2 separate regions of the Homo sapiens genome follow, and region 1 is linked to region 2. A link is a contact called in ENCODE Hi-C or POLR2A ChIA-PET data. All regions are on one chromosome and are shown on one strand. Each heading gives the region's core, a stretch centred on a gene start or an enhancer-like site at or near the end of the contact. The rest is flanking DNA. Distances are from core to core; before and after follow the strand shown.

Region 1 (6,250 bases), core at 2,915-5,414, 36 kb after region 2:
GGCGAGGAGGGTTTCCCTGAAGATGCAGGGGTGCAGGCCGATGTGGGCCTTCTTACACGGTCCTAGGCCCAGTTGTGTTTCTCCCTGCTAGCACGGGTTGGCAACAGGAGACACCCAGATCATCCCTTTATCTATTTTTTCCTGTATAGGACAATGCATAAAGCATGCATGTGCTCGAGAAGGCTTCCTTTTCCTGACTGGCAGCCACAGCAATTGGCATAGCAAGCAGCAAAGTAAGGCCTGGTTAAAATGCACATGCAATTCATAGCGGGGCCTCTGATGTCATTGCTGTGGACTTTTGTTTTTAGAACCTGAAAAACACACGTCCTCCAGGGGCCTGGGAAATTCCCAGGTGGCCACCACCGTAAACAGTATCTCATTGAGTTTGACTAAACTGTGGCAGGAGTTCACGCTTCTAACCACCACTGATACAAGGTGAGAAGGGGTCGGCATGGGGAAAGATGCCTTTGAAAGGCCATCTGTGGGCAAAGTCTCGTGCCCCTCTGTGAATGCATTTGATGTAAATTTTTGTTCCTCTTGGTTGAATAAATATTGTTACTAAAAATAGCTTTAAAAGGACATCAGGATACAGCTGGAGCAAGACAAAGGAAGCAGGGCAGATTGCTGTGGGTTTTGGAACTTTGCTTTCCTGAACGCATTGTACGTGTACAGTCCGTTACGGCCCAGCCCCATCACTCATGTCATTCCCAGAGGCAAAGGCATTTGGATTAGTGAAATGCAGCCTCCCTAGTCCTGCCCCTGAGTTCCTAGTTATCTCTGTAACAGCAGCTACACCTTGGGTTAGGGTCTTGAAGTTAGCAGCCTCCGCCCCACCCTGATAGACAGACATATTCTCCTTCTAGATAGGAAATAAAAAGCAGAGGATGCCTGTTGGAGAACAGAGCTGGGCAGCAGAGGGTGGGCAGGTGGCAATGTGGTGATACCCTCTCCACCCTGTGGGGGACGCCAGTTCCTGCACTTCCCATCCAGCCGCTGGGTGCACTGCCACAGTCACGGCTTGCAGAATGAAGGATTTATTAGTCATGGAAACTGGCCTCGGAGCACCGTGCCCCCACTAGAGGCACAGCGGTTCTGGGTCTTGAGATCCTCATACACTAAAGGTCTGCCACAAATTTAGGATCATCTTCATGCTTTGTAAAAAAATTTTTTAAACCCCTGTTGGGTCAGATCCTGGTCTATCATGCGACGGTGGCACCAGAGGGGGCTCTGCAGGGGGCATCAGACAACCTCATTTCCCTTAATACAACTCACTATAGATCTGTGAGTTCACATAGTTTCTGAGCTTATTTATAGTTTCAGCCTCTTCAGTGTCCTCTGTGTTGTCATGAATTTTCCACCATCGTGTAAAGTTAGCTCTTTTTCTTACTTACCCTGAATCTGCCTCCTTCAGTTCAAAGTGGTCTCCTTAGCTCTGGGGTTTCAGAGTTGACGGACATGCCTGTTCACCCTTTCTATTCTTTTCCAGTATATTTTCTAGTGAGATTCACTGTAGGTTTCCACAAGATGAACACTAACTGGAGCGATGAGTGCCTTGTGGATCCTTCAAGGATTTCAACAGCAAAGTTACCTCGAGCCATAAGCCTGCATTATGTTCTGACTTATAAGAAAAGCGATTTTTCTTTCTCTTTGTTGTCATGGGGCTGTCTTCCACCACATTAGGCAAAAAAAGTAGTGCAGTGCCTTGTTTTCAGAGCTTCTGCTGACAAATGAAGATTCCGAGGACTTTTGGGTTAGGCAAAGAAATGTGGTATTCTCTGGCTTCAGAGGATCTCTTTGAGAACCTCTTTGGAGGAGAATGCCTATCCCTGCTTTGCATTATAACTCTTAGAAACAAAAATTATTGTGTTTATAAATCTTCCCTTAGCTGTCTGCTCCTTAAATCGGCTCCTCACAAAGTGGGAAAAGAATCCAGGGTTCTCTGTTTGAAGTGCCCAGCCCAGTGCCCCCCAGCCCTGGAGGGCCTGGCGGGGGCCTCTTCCTGCCCTTCACTGCCTTTTTTCATGGCTGTCTCTGCAGACTCAGCTGAAGTTACCCATTAAGGGGGCTGGATGTTGTGTCGAACAGTACAGTGGTGGTTAATGCTGTTTAATTGTTTAACTGTGACCCTCACAGAATTACCAAGAATAAAATACTGCTGTTTCATTACCAATAAAATTTCCTAAAAGTGCATAAAGATAATTGTAGCTAGGAGTCAGTCTCTTTTCCAGAAAGATTCTTATGTCGGCTGAGTTCAAGTAGGTAGGTGCATGTTATATAGAAAGTTTATTACACGAGTTGTTGGCTATTCAGACATGCACGTGAGGCAGCTGGAAATGAGATCCTTCCATGGGAAATGCTTAGTTTGGAAAATGAAGACCTGAGAACATAAGAAAATAGAAATGTCACAGCCTGTTGTTTCTGTTGTCTCTTCGGTGTTTGGAACATGGCATAGAACAATTGAAATTGGTTTTTCAATAGAAACAATTGAATAGTCCAGATTCATTATTTTTTCCCCTCTTGCTATAAATGAAGATTTATGCAAAATAATCACATTCTCTTTTCCTGCCTATTCTAATGAGCTATTATTATTATTTTAAGACCTCCAGAGGTCTTAAAAGCACCCCAAAATGTGTAGCCCTGCCCCTATACATTTGTATATCCATAGCAGTGCTGTGCTCTCTATCACCCCCAACTCTTCACCAGAGGGGTTGACAGTGACTGAGCCTACAGGAAGAATCATCAGAAAGGAATGTAAGACAGCAGCTCCATCCAGTATTCCCACCTGAAGAAGGTCTTGCCAGGTTAAGATGGCTATTGTGGATAATATACTCTTAGATATAAAATAATTCTCAAGCTAAGCAGATGGTGCTGGCACTTCGTCCCAATGTCTCCCCGCTTTACCTTTCATTAGTCAGATCTGAAAATTAACACCAGCCGGCACAGTGGTTCACATCTGTAATCCCAGCACTTTGGGTGGCTGAGGCAGGCGGATGACCTGAGGTCAGGAGTTCGAGACCAGCCTGGCCAATGTGGTGAAACCCCATCTCTACAAAAAATACAAAAATTAGCCAGGCATTGTGGCTCATGCCTGCAGTCCCAGCTACTCAGGAGGCTGAGGCATGAGAATCACTTGAGTCCAGGAGGTGGAGGTTGCAGTGAGCTGAGATTGCATCACGGCACTCCAGCCTGGGTGACAGAGCAAGATTCTGTCTCAAAAAATAAAATAAAATAAAATAAATTAACACTAATGATGAAACTTTTAAAAGTTGTAGTAAGCAAAGGTAAAAACATAAGCTGTAATAGAAGTTCAGTCCATGTTTAAGTATTTAATCGTGACAACTACATGTATATGTTGAAAATCCTTCTTTAACCTTAGAGTTCTGAAGTTTCTAGAGGTTGGATGGAATTGCTTCCTGCTCTTGAGAAGACTACAACCTGAAATATTCCGTTTGCATGTATATTTTAATACACATACTTTGATAACCTTGTTCTTAAATATATATGCTGAATAGTATCTTTCATCTTAGGACTTTGAAATAATTCATTTATTTGCCTTTTCTCCTCTGACTAAAAAGAGTTATAGTTCATAGTTTCCTCATTCATTCAGACCAGGACTTATTAAATTAGATAATTCCTGATTAGATATTCTATTTCTTAGCTGTGTACATAGTAGGTATTCAGTAAATATTATTGACTTATTTAATGGTTACTTGTGCTCTTCAAATTACACCTGTATATTATGAAGTAGATTTTAGGGTGAATGTATGGGAAGCTATCATTGGTCCAGATTAACTGCTTTTCCCTCTTGTAAATGAATCTATGAAAATTAATCACTTTCTCTTTTCCTGCCTATTCTAATGATCTATTATTGTCTTTAAGCCACCCCAAAACTTAGTGACCCGAAGCAAATTTTGTTCTACTATCTCCTGGTTCTGTGGGTTGACTTGGTTCAGCTGGGCGTTGTCTGGTTAGGCCATTTCATGCAGCTTCTGCCTGATCCTGGCTGCCAGGGCCGTCCGCCCTTGGCTGCCTCCCTCACAAATCTCTCTCGTACGTAGCTGTGACCAGAGCAGCTCAGGGCGGGCCAGCTGTGGCTTCGTCGCAGCAGGGTGGTCTTGGGTAACCAGCCTCTAGGGCCAGTGTTCCAAGAAACCAAGACCAAAGCTGAGCCAGCCTTGAAAGACCCAGGCTTGTGCTTCTGTCACATGCAAGTTCTGGGAGCAGCAAAGAATTTGCAGCCATCTAACCTACCCTGTGACATTCTAAAAAGCAGCGTGTTTTTTTCTCTTTCTCCTTTTTTTTTTTTTTTTTTTTTTTACATTTTAATGGTTGTTTATTGGGTTGAACCAATGAAAAAAAAAGATTTAATTTTCTTTTTAGAAAAACACAAACATGTTCAGTTCTCCTGTTGTGCCATTACATTTTAGATTGTGTTAGTTTCAGATTATACTTAACTTGTCATAAACCAAGTAGAGTACATTTAGGTGCCTACTCTGAAACTAAAAACATCTTAATTTTGTGGTTCTGACTCACTGTTATTTATGAGAGCTTTTCTGAGAATTGTCTCCTTGAGATCAGATCCCTTGGGGGACAGAAAGTCCCTACTGAGTGTGGTAAAAATGCCCAAGCCCATTAAAACAATGGCCACCCCCATAACAATGCATTCTCCCCAGGAACCACACAAAACGGGAAATGAAATAAAATGGATGACTTAGAGTCTTCTTTCCTAGGGAGTCTGGATTGAACCATGGCATCTGGATAGTTAATGCCGTTCTATTTAGCAAGAGATGCTAAAAAAAAAAAAGAAATCTTCAAGGTCAGTCTTCTGTGTAGTGCCATGAGGCTCTCGTTAAAATGTCACGTACCAGGAGATTCTACCCCTGAGGGCAGGTTGGCCTCTGTGCCTTGGTCACTCTCCAGAGGTCTGAACTTGGTAGAGAGAGGTGGGGGCTGGGCGCGATAGCTTATGCCTGTAATCTCAGCACTTTGGGAGGCTGAGGCAGGTGGATCACCTGAGTCCAGGAGTTCAGGATCAGCCTGGCCCACACGGCGAAACCCCGTCCCTACTAAAAATACAAAAATTAGCCGGGCATGGTGGCGGGTGCCTGTAATCCCAGCTACTCGGGAGGCGGAGACACGAAAATCACTTGAACCCGGGAGGCGGAGCTTGCAGTGAGTCGAGATGGTGCCGCTGCACTCCAGCCTGGGCGACAGAGTGAGATTCTGTCTCAAAGAAAAAAAAAAGAGAGAGAGAGATATGGGAAGATAGGCATCTCGCAGGCGGGCCCCACAGCCTGAGAATTTCTTCTACCTTGGCCTGATCCTCAGCTGCCTCTCTGAGCGCACTCATGCTTCTCTAGGGAGGACTGGAGAGGGCCCCTGTGGCTTGCTGTGATGCTGGCTTACCTCTCCCTGGGTAAGTGCAGCTGCCAGCAATGCTGGTTCCCATGGCAATGCAGGGCCCCAAGTGCCATGCAGCAAGGACAGCTCGGTGCGTGCTGTACAGGGCCATCTGCTCCACAGTAGCACCCTCCCATTGACAGGATCACAGCCCATACCTGCGTCCCTGGCCATTGTGGATTCCCAGGGTTTAGGACTGTGCTTGGCACACAGGAGGCACTCAGGAATATTTGTTGACTCAGCAGTAAATGCAGAAATCAAATATGTGTTATTTAAAAAATTGAATTAGTTGTAAAAACCAAAATAAGACAATTTCAACTAAAATTAAATTCTTTTGTTTTTTTGGCCAGGCATGGTGGCTCACGCCTGTGATCCCAGCACTTTGGGTGACCAAGGTGGGCGGATCACCTGAGGCCAGGAGTTCGACACTAGCCTGGCCAGCATGGTGAAACGCCGTCTCTACTAAAAATACAAAAATTAGCTGGGTGTGGTGGCAGGCACCTGTAATTCCAGCTACGTGGGAGGCTGAGGCAGGAGAATCAGTTGAACCCAGGAGATGAAAGCTCGTGAGCCGAGATCACACCACTGCACTACAGTCTGGGCGACAGAGTGAGACTCTTTCTCAAAAAACAAAAAACAAAAAAAATTATTATTTTTTTCTTGAAAAAAATGTTAAAAAAAAAAGTAAAACCTGGCAATACTGGGCCTGAGAGGTCTGGTGGGAACTGCGCAGTAGCTGCCCTCACATGGCGAGGCTCATTCTCCAGGTGACTGAAGGCTCCTACCCTTGTCTATGCCTTTCCACCCAGCCTACTTCTCCTGTTTGAGTTTGCAAACCCCATAAGGCATG
Region 2 (6,881 bases), core at 1,942-4,441:
ACTGAATTCTCTTATGGTTTGAGTAGTTTCTTAATGGATTCTTTGGGGGTTTTTAGCTGTATAGGCATATCATATGCAAATAGTGAGAGCTGTACCTCTTTTTTCCTCATTTTTAAATCTCTAATTTCTTTCTCACCCAATTATGTTGGCCAGCTCCTCAAAGAACAATGATAGCGGACATTGTGTCTTGCTTTTCAATAGTGAAATGCGACTAGTGTTCCCTTTCTAAATGCTGAATTTTGGTTGCGATATCTGCATTTTATCATGTTAGGAAATTATCCATCATTACTTCATTAACTAAGCATTTTTGAAGAGGGATCTTTTCAAAAGGCAGACTTGATCATGTCACTCTTCTGCTTCCTGGTGTTCTGAAGTAGAAACTAAAATTCTTGCCTGCATCCCCAGCCCCTGGGCCATCCGGTCCCTGTTTCCCCTGCAGCCTCATCTGGCCAGATGCTGCATTTTGCTGCCTGGGCTCCAGCCACACCGGCTGTCTTGTAGCTTCTAGAACGTGCTGTGCCCCTGCCAACCTTAGAACCCTTGGACACCTGTTTCCTCTGTAATGCTTGCTGCTCTGCCCTCTGCCACCCCACAGGTCTTTGCCTAACCACCTCCTACTATCTTGCAGAGGTCATCTCAATAGGCACTTCCTCACAGAAGTCTCCTGATCCCCCAACCAGACTGGCTCCCCATCTAGTCCCCTGCATTCTACCTAGAGAGGCAGATGGGGTCAGAGTGTGAGGATCCTGGGGCAGTGAATCTGAGGCTGCCAGACCAGGGGTGGAAGGTCTAAAGGAGGCGGTCATGCTGCTCACGTTCAGATGTGAGAGCCTCCCGCAAGGTGGTGGTTCTGGGTTGGGCAGGAGGGATCTGGCACAAGGAACGTTATGGAGATGAGAGCTGCACAGCTTGACACTGAATGGATGCTGGGTGGGGAGGTGGGGAAGGGACAGCTAGGATGACCTAAGGACTCGACTTGGATGATTGGATGGTGTCATTCACTGAGATGGGGATTCCAAGAAGAGAGGCAATTTTAAGGGAAAAATCAATGAATTTGGTTTGGAACATTCAACAGTCATTTATGGAATGCCAATGGCATGCCACATGCCGCATTAGGGTCTTAGGATCGAGGGTGACCCACAGAGCAGTTTGGCCCCCACTTCATGGAGCTGACTCGTTGAGTTTGAGGGGCCTACGGGGCACTCAGGGGGAGAAGCGCACCAGCTCGCAGGATGTGTGGGTCTGGCACCCAGAAGAGAGGGTAGCCTGGTGCTTGACACTGGGGAAGCCCTGGCTGTGGGTTTGGATGAGGAGAATCCTGGGAGAAGGTGGAAGAGCCGATCAGAAGGGGATGCTGGAGGAAAACAGCGGTCAGGTGTGTGGGAGGGAACAGAAAGGATGGGGAGCTGGAAGCCGCACTAGGAGGGAGTCAGGCCACGGGAGAGGGGCCAGCGTGAGGTTCTACAGAGCTCAGGAGAGAAGCCGGGAAGCCGTCTCACCTTTGGCCATTGGGAGGCCGTTCACCTCCATAAGAGCGTTTTCCGTGGAAACGGAGACTTCATTGTAGTGGGTTGAAAAGTGACAGCTGGGGCTGAGGGACCAGGAAGTGGGCGCATCCATTGCAGACGGCCTTTCTATAAAAGGCAGCTGTAAGGGAAGGAGAACTTAAGATAGTGTCTGGAGGAGAAGGTAGGTGAGGAATCGGTCTAGAGGAAAAGGAGGAGAGGCACGGTGCGAGCTGGGGTGGCAGGGGAGCAAGGGCCCCAGGGAGAAGAGAGGGAAGGAAGAGGGCGTGCAGGGCGGAGGGACAAGGCTCAGGCGTAGACCTGGAGGGGCATCGGGCCTGGGAGCACAGGAGGAAGGAGGAAGGGCGGGTGGAGGGGCAGCTGTGGGAGGGCTCGCCTCATGCCCTTGGTTTATCTGTGTTCAGAAGCCAGTGTGATGGTTGATTTTAAACATAATACAGCAAGTGGGCAGAGATGTGAGGGTTGGGGTCTCAGCGTTTGGAAATGTCACTCAGTGAAATAGGAAGGGAAAGTGTCTACAGAGATGCGCAGGATGCAGGGCCCCGAGGACTGGAGGGCATTTATGTTTTGGGGAATCTGCTTCCCACTCTGCTTTCTCCAGCAGGGCCTACCAGCATGGGTTGGCGTGGGGGTGAGGATGGTTGGCTGGGTTCACTCAGGGTTGGAGTTTAACAGAGCAAATGCAGGACCAGGAGGCTGGAAAGTCAACAGCAATGGCAAAAGGGAAACTGATGTGATAAATCACGGGGTCCAGGCTGGCAGAGATATGAGAGGAGAACAGAGGGGCCCGCAGGCAGAGGAACGTGAGTATTGAGATGTCGGCATGGGAGGTGGCTTGGATTTTCTTTTCAGAAATGGCAGATGCGCTAGGGCTGTTCCTCCTGGAGTAGTGGGAGTCAGAAACACACTGTGAGATTGACCACCTTCCATCGGAGTGTGGAAACAGGTTTTCATCAAGATCCTTTCCATGACATTGTGGCCCCCAAGGACAATGGAATGGTGGGGCTCTAGTCTTCATCTTTTCTCAGTAACAGCATAAAGGATGAATCTAATAAATCACAATAAAACTTTTATTGTGATTAGAGGAATATTGGGCTCCTGGAGGGCTGTTCTGTCATTGATATGTGCTGTGTTCACTTATCCATGTGAAGGAGGAATAGGGATCGTGAATAGAGGAATATCGGGTTCCTGGAGGGCTGTTCTGCTGTCGATATGTGCTATCTTCAGCACCTTATTCAACCTCAATATTTTCTGCCAGCAAAACTGTTGAGAAGGGGAGGAGAGTGCCGCAAAGGCAGTGTGCTGACACGACCTAAGCCCTGGCACAGTCATTTTGGTGTTTGCATGGGTGGCAGCAACACAGTAGGAAGATAAAGGGCTGCACACACACCACAGAGACCCTGCCCACTCCCACCCTCCGGTGCCCCGACCTTGCCAGCTCCTCTGCCATAGAAATCCTCTCAGGAAAGTGGACTGGATTTGCCAAGCAGGGTAGTGTTTTTCTAAACCAGTGATCTGGGAACTGGTATTCGTCTAAAATTAGCCTGTGAAAAGATAAGCTTTAATATATGTCATTAGGTGGAATGACAAGTAATTGAGAGTAAAAATTCCCATTAAAAAAAAAATCTCCGGCAAACAAGGTCATCTTACATAAAAGGGTACTGTGACTTTTTCAGCTGCTTTTTATAGCGGTGCCCTCTGAAACTAGTGGCCTGTTACGCCTTGTGGAAGGGCACCCGAGAGAGGCGCATTCCTGCTTAGCGAGTCCCCCCGCCCGCCCCACCCCGCCCCTAGCCCCCGAGCACAGGTGGCTGGGGTCTCAGGCCAGATTGCTTATGTGCTCACTAGCAACCTTCCCAGTATAAAATGGAAGTCTGATCGAGTCAATTACAGTGCATTGTTAGTCGTTACCTGTTCTGGTTGTTGCTCCTTACATAAAGTTTAATCTCTTTGGTTTGTTCTGAGCAGTCAGAGGTCTCAGCTCCCAGCCAGTGCTTGGTGCTTTCTTCGTTACTGTGAGCCCTCTACTATGATTTCACTCGAGTGACATTTATAGCCATGTACCTGGTTGACAGGAACAGTGAGTCACGGTTTTCCACATTCAGCACCTTTGATTCCTTCCCTTCAAGGGATGATGAGCTTGTGAGTGTGTTTGCGATGAGTGATTTTATCATTGAAATGACTGGAACCTGCAAGTCTGAGTCAGCTCACCCTGCATGGATGGTGGGGGCGTGGGGGAAGGGAACGGCCTAGGATCCACTAATTCTTTGAAAACATTTCTGGGGGACAGGCTCCATGGATCTGTGCAGTGATCATCTCGGCATGGGCGTCGAGACTTTTAGGTCAGCATTTTTCCCACTGAGAGGTGTAATCCATTACTAGGTCATGAAATCAACTTACTAGGTTGCTGGTCAGAATGGAGAATAGAATAGAAACAGAGTAGAATGGAAAATAGAGTACGTCTCCTTTGATAAGCATTGGTATTGTTTTGTGAAACTTTTGTTTCAGTTTAGTAGACTGTGATATAAAAATGAATTTATTGCTGTGGTTAATGGTCCAAAAACTTTGCACATCACTGCCCTAGATGGATGGTAAGTCTTTAACTGATGAGTTCCTTGGGTGGGTATTGAGGATGATTGACTCATTTTTGTATGCCTTTGCCTCTAGCTGTATGTAGCATATATTAGAGGCTCACTAGCTGTTTGTAGAAGGAAGGTAGGAAGGAAGGAAGGGAGGGAGGGAGGGAGGGAGAGAAGGAGGGGAAGGAAGGAGGGGAAAGAAGGAAGGAGAGCAAGGAGGAAAGAAATAAAGAAGGAAGGAGGGAGATCCGATTTTACAGACTTGAAGGGCTGGATAAAGCAGGCCTGGAAATCATATTTCATCTCTCAATATCATTCCAGGATCTCAGCAGCCATCTGTCTTCTCCTCCCTTTTCAAAACCTCCTCCTAAGTGATCTGGAAAGGGAGTTGAGGAAGTCTCCCATATGATGGCAAGAGACAATGGAGGTAACCAGCTCCAAACCAGCAAGCCAGAGTTCAGGATGATAGAGAATCTTCAGGAGGGAAGGAGAATGGCTAAGAAAATTGCTGTCTCTGAGCAGTGCCAGGGTTAATGGAATCTCTACTCAAGAGATCTTGATTGGATAACACGATGTGTTTGCTATTGCTGCTGTAACAAATTTCCACAAATTTAATGGCTTAAAATAGCACACATTTATCACTTTGGGAGGCCGAGGCAGGCAGATCACGAGGTCAAGAGATTGAGACCATCCTGGCCAACATGGTGAAACCCCGTCTCTACTAAAAAATACACAAATTAGCTGGGCGTGGTGGTGTGCACCTGTAGTTCCAGCTACTCGGGAGGCTGAGGCAGGAGAATTGCTCAAACCTGGGAGGTGGAGGTTGCAGTGAGCCGACAGTGTGACACTGTACTCCATCCTGGTGACAAAGCAAGACTGTGTAAAAAAAAAAAAAAAAAAAAAGCATACATTTATTGTATTACAGTTTTGGAGGTAGGAAGTCCAAAATGAATCTCTTTTGACTAAAGCAAAGATACCAGAAGGGCTGCATTCTTCCTGGAGGCCCCAGAGAGAACCTGTTTTCTTGCCTTTTTCAGCCTCCAGAGGCTGCCCCCGCCTTTCCCTGGCTTGTGGCTGCCTTCCTCTGTTTTGAAAGCCAACAATGTCAGGGCGGGTCCTTCTCACACTGCCATCTCTCTGGTCCTCTCTTCCAACTTTTAAGGACCCATGTGATTATATTGAGCTCACCAGGATAATGGAGGGTAATCTCCCTATTATAATGTCAGCTGATGAGCAGTCTTGCTTCCGTCTGCAACGTGAATTCCCCTTTGCCATGTCACTTAACGTATTCACAGGTTCTGGCGATTAGCGTATGGACATCTCTGTGGGACCACTATTCTGCCTACTGCATATGTTTTGAAGATCTTCAATCACTGGTGGCCCTGCCAAGGCATTTGTATTTGTGTGGCATACAGTAGGGCTGGACATGTGTGCATGTGATAAATCCATTTCTACAGAGTTAGATAAGATAGTCATCTCTGGAGAAAGATGGGCCTGACACCTGTTTTGACTGGGTTACTTGTAAAGCCAGGTTATGATACATTCTGGGACTTCCTCAGAGCTGTTGTGTTGCTGATCTGCTTGATGGACTTGTCTGTAAATAGCAGCTGTCTTCATCTGGCTCACAGACTCCCATCTGCCAGAGTGTATACGGGACACAAGGTGAAAGGAACGTGAGTGTGGGTGGTTGTAAGCCAGCACTTACATCAGGCTCTGTGCAATTGTTTGAATTTAATCTTCAGAACACTCAGTTGATGTGGGTGCCATCACCGTCCCTATTTAGAGATGATCAAGGCTCAGGGAGGCTTGTAATTCATCCAAATAGATCACTCAGCTGGTCTAATTGTCAGGGCCAGATTCAAGCCCTAAAGTTCTTCCCTGTAGGAACCATACAGAGTGGGGAGTTCAGTGCCAGGCTCCTAGCCCTGGAAAAGAATCTTTCTTTGTTGGGCTAACTGTGTACTTGGGTCACCCACCTCCATGGCAGGGACCATAGTGCCCATGTCCCATATCCAATGCAAGGGAACGCACTGTGTTGGGAAAGAGTGAAGGAGCTGCTCTGTGGACAAGAATTCTGTTTTGGAGACTGAGGATGGAGGACCTTAGTGTATTTGATGGTGGTTATGGGGCAAGGGTCTAGGTCATTGCTAGTGTGGGTCATATTGAAATCTCTTCACTGCTGAGGCTATCCAGGACTACTCACCTCCTTAGGAAATTTGATCTGAACCAAACAAGCCACAATAAACCAAAGAAGTTACCTGGCATTTTTGCTTTGGCTTTTTATTTTTTAAATTTTAATATAATTTTTTTTTTTTTTTGAGACGGAGTCTCACTGTGTCACTCAGGCTAGAGTGCGGTGTCATGATCGTGGCTCACTGCAGCCTCAACCCTCTGTGCTCAGGCGATCCTCCCACCTCAGCCTGCAAATAGCTGGGACCACAAGTGTGCACCACCATACCTAGCTAATTTTTGTATTTTTTGTAGAGATAGGGTTTTGCCACGTTGCCCAGGCTGGTCTTGAACTTCTGGGCTCAAACGATCCACCTGCCTCAGCCTCCCAAAGTGCTGGGATTACAGACGTGACCCATCATGCCAGATCCCTTTGGCTCTTAAGGGAAATGTTGCTTTCATTTTTTACTCTTGGACCTTTAGAAATGCTCAGCCAGTAACAATCTACTGAAGGAAAAGGGCTCCCAAGGTGAAGAGTGCAGAGTTCACCTCCAGTTTCTTTATGTTTGTGGTGAAATTTGTGTGAGGTGCCGTTGGAGGCTTCATA

What was found. A loop is a pair of places that touch in the nucleus more often than their neighbours do. ChIA-PET counts read pairs that join two places held with the same protein, here RNA polymerase II (POLR2A). Pooled maps may share reads with other maps.
Region 1: a loop to region 2 is called in a pooled map, with 8 times the contacts of the local background. The contact joins two enhancer-like sites. A Hi-C loop is called at or near these places in 1 of 168 maps with a recorded cell type or tissue (heart right ventricle) and 9 of 50 pooled maps. POLR2A ChIA-PET finds 5 or more read pairs at or near these places in 10 of 52 experiments (A673, H1, OCI-LY7 and 5 more).

The regions. Positions count from the first base shown.
Region 1 is chr6:157,460,812-157,467,061 of GRCh38, forward strand. All of the region lies in intron 1 of ZDHHC14 (zDHHC palmitoyltransferase 14), which reads left to right. Among named protein-coding and RNA genes, the nearest start is that of MIR3692, 65 kb to the right of the region's middle. RefSeq lists enhancers at 841-900, 3,535-4,035, 4,036-4,536, 5,371-6,158. Within about 2 kb of position 4,165, at least 3 of the 41 ENCODE cell types and tissues checked have a DNase peak (open chromatin) inside an H3K27ac peak, as active enhancers do.
Region 2 is chr6:157,425,325-157,432,205 of GRCh38, forward strand. The region is part of intron 1 of ZDHHC14 (zDHHC palmitoyltransferase 14); the gene reads left to right. Among named protein-coding and RNA genes, the nearest start is that of ZDHHC14, 48 kb to the left of the region's middle. Within about 2 kb of position 3,192, at least 4 of the 41 ENCODE cell types and tissues checked have a DNase peak (open chromatin) inside an H3K27ac peak, as active enhancers do.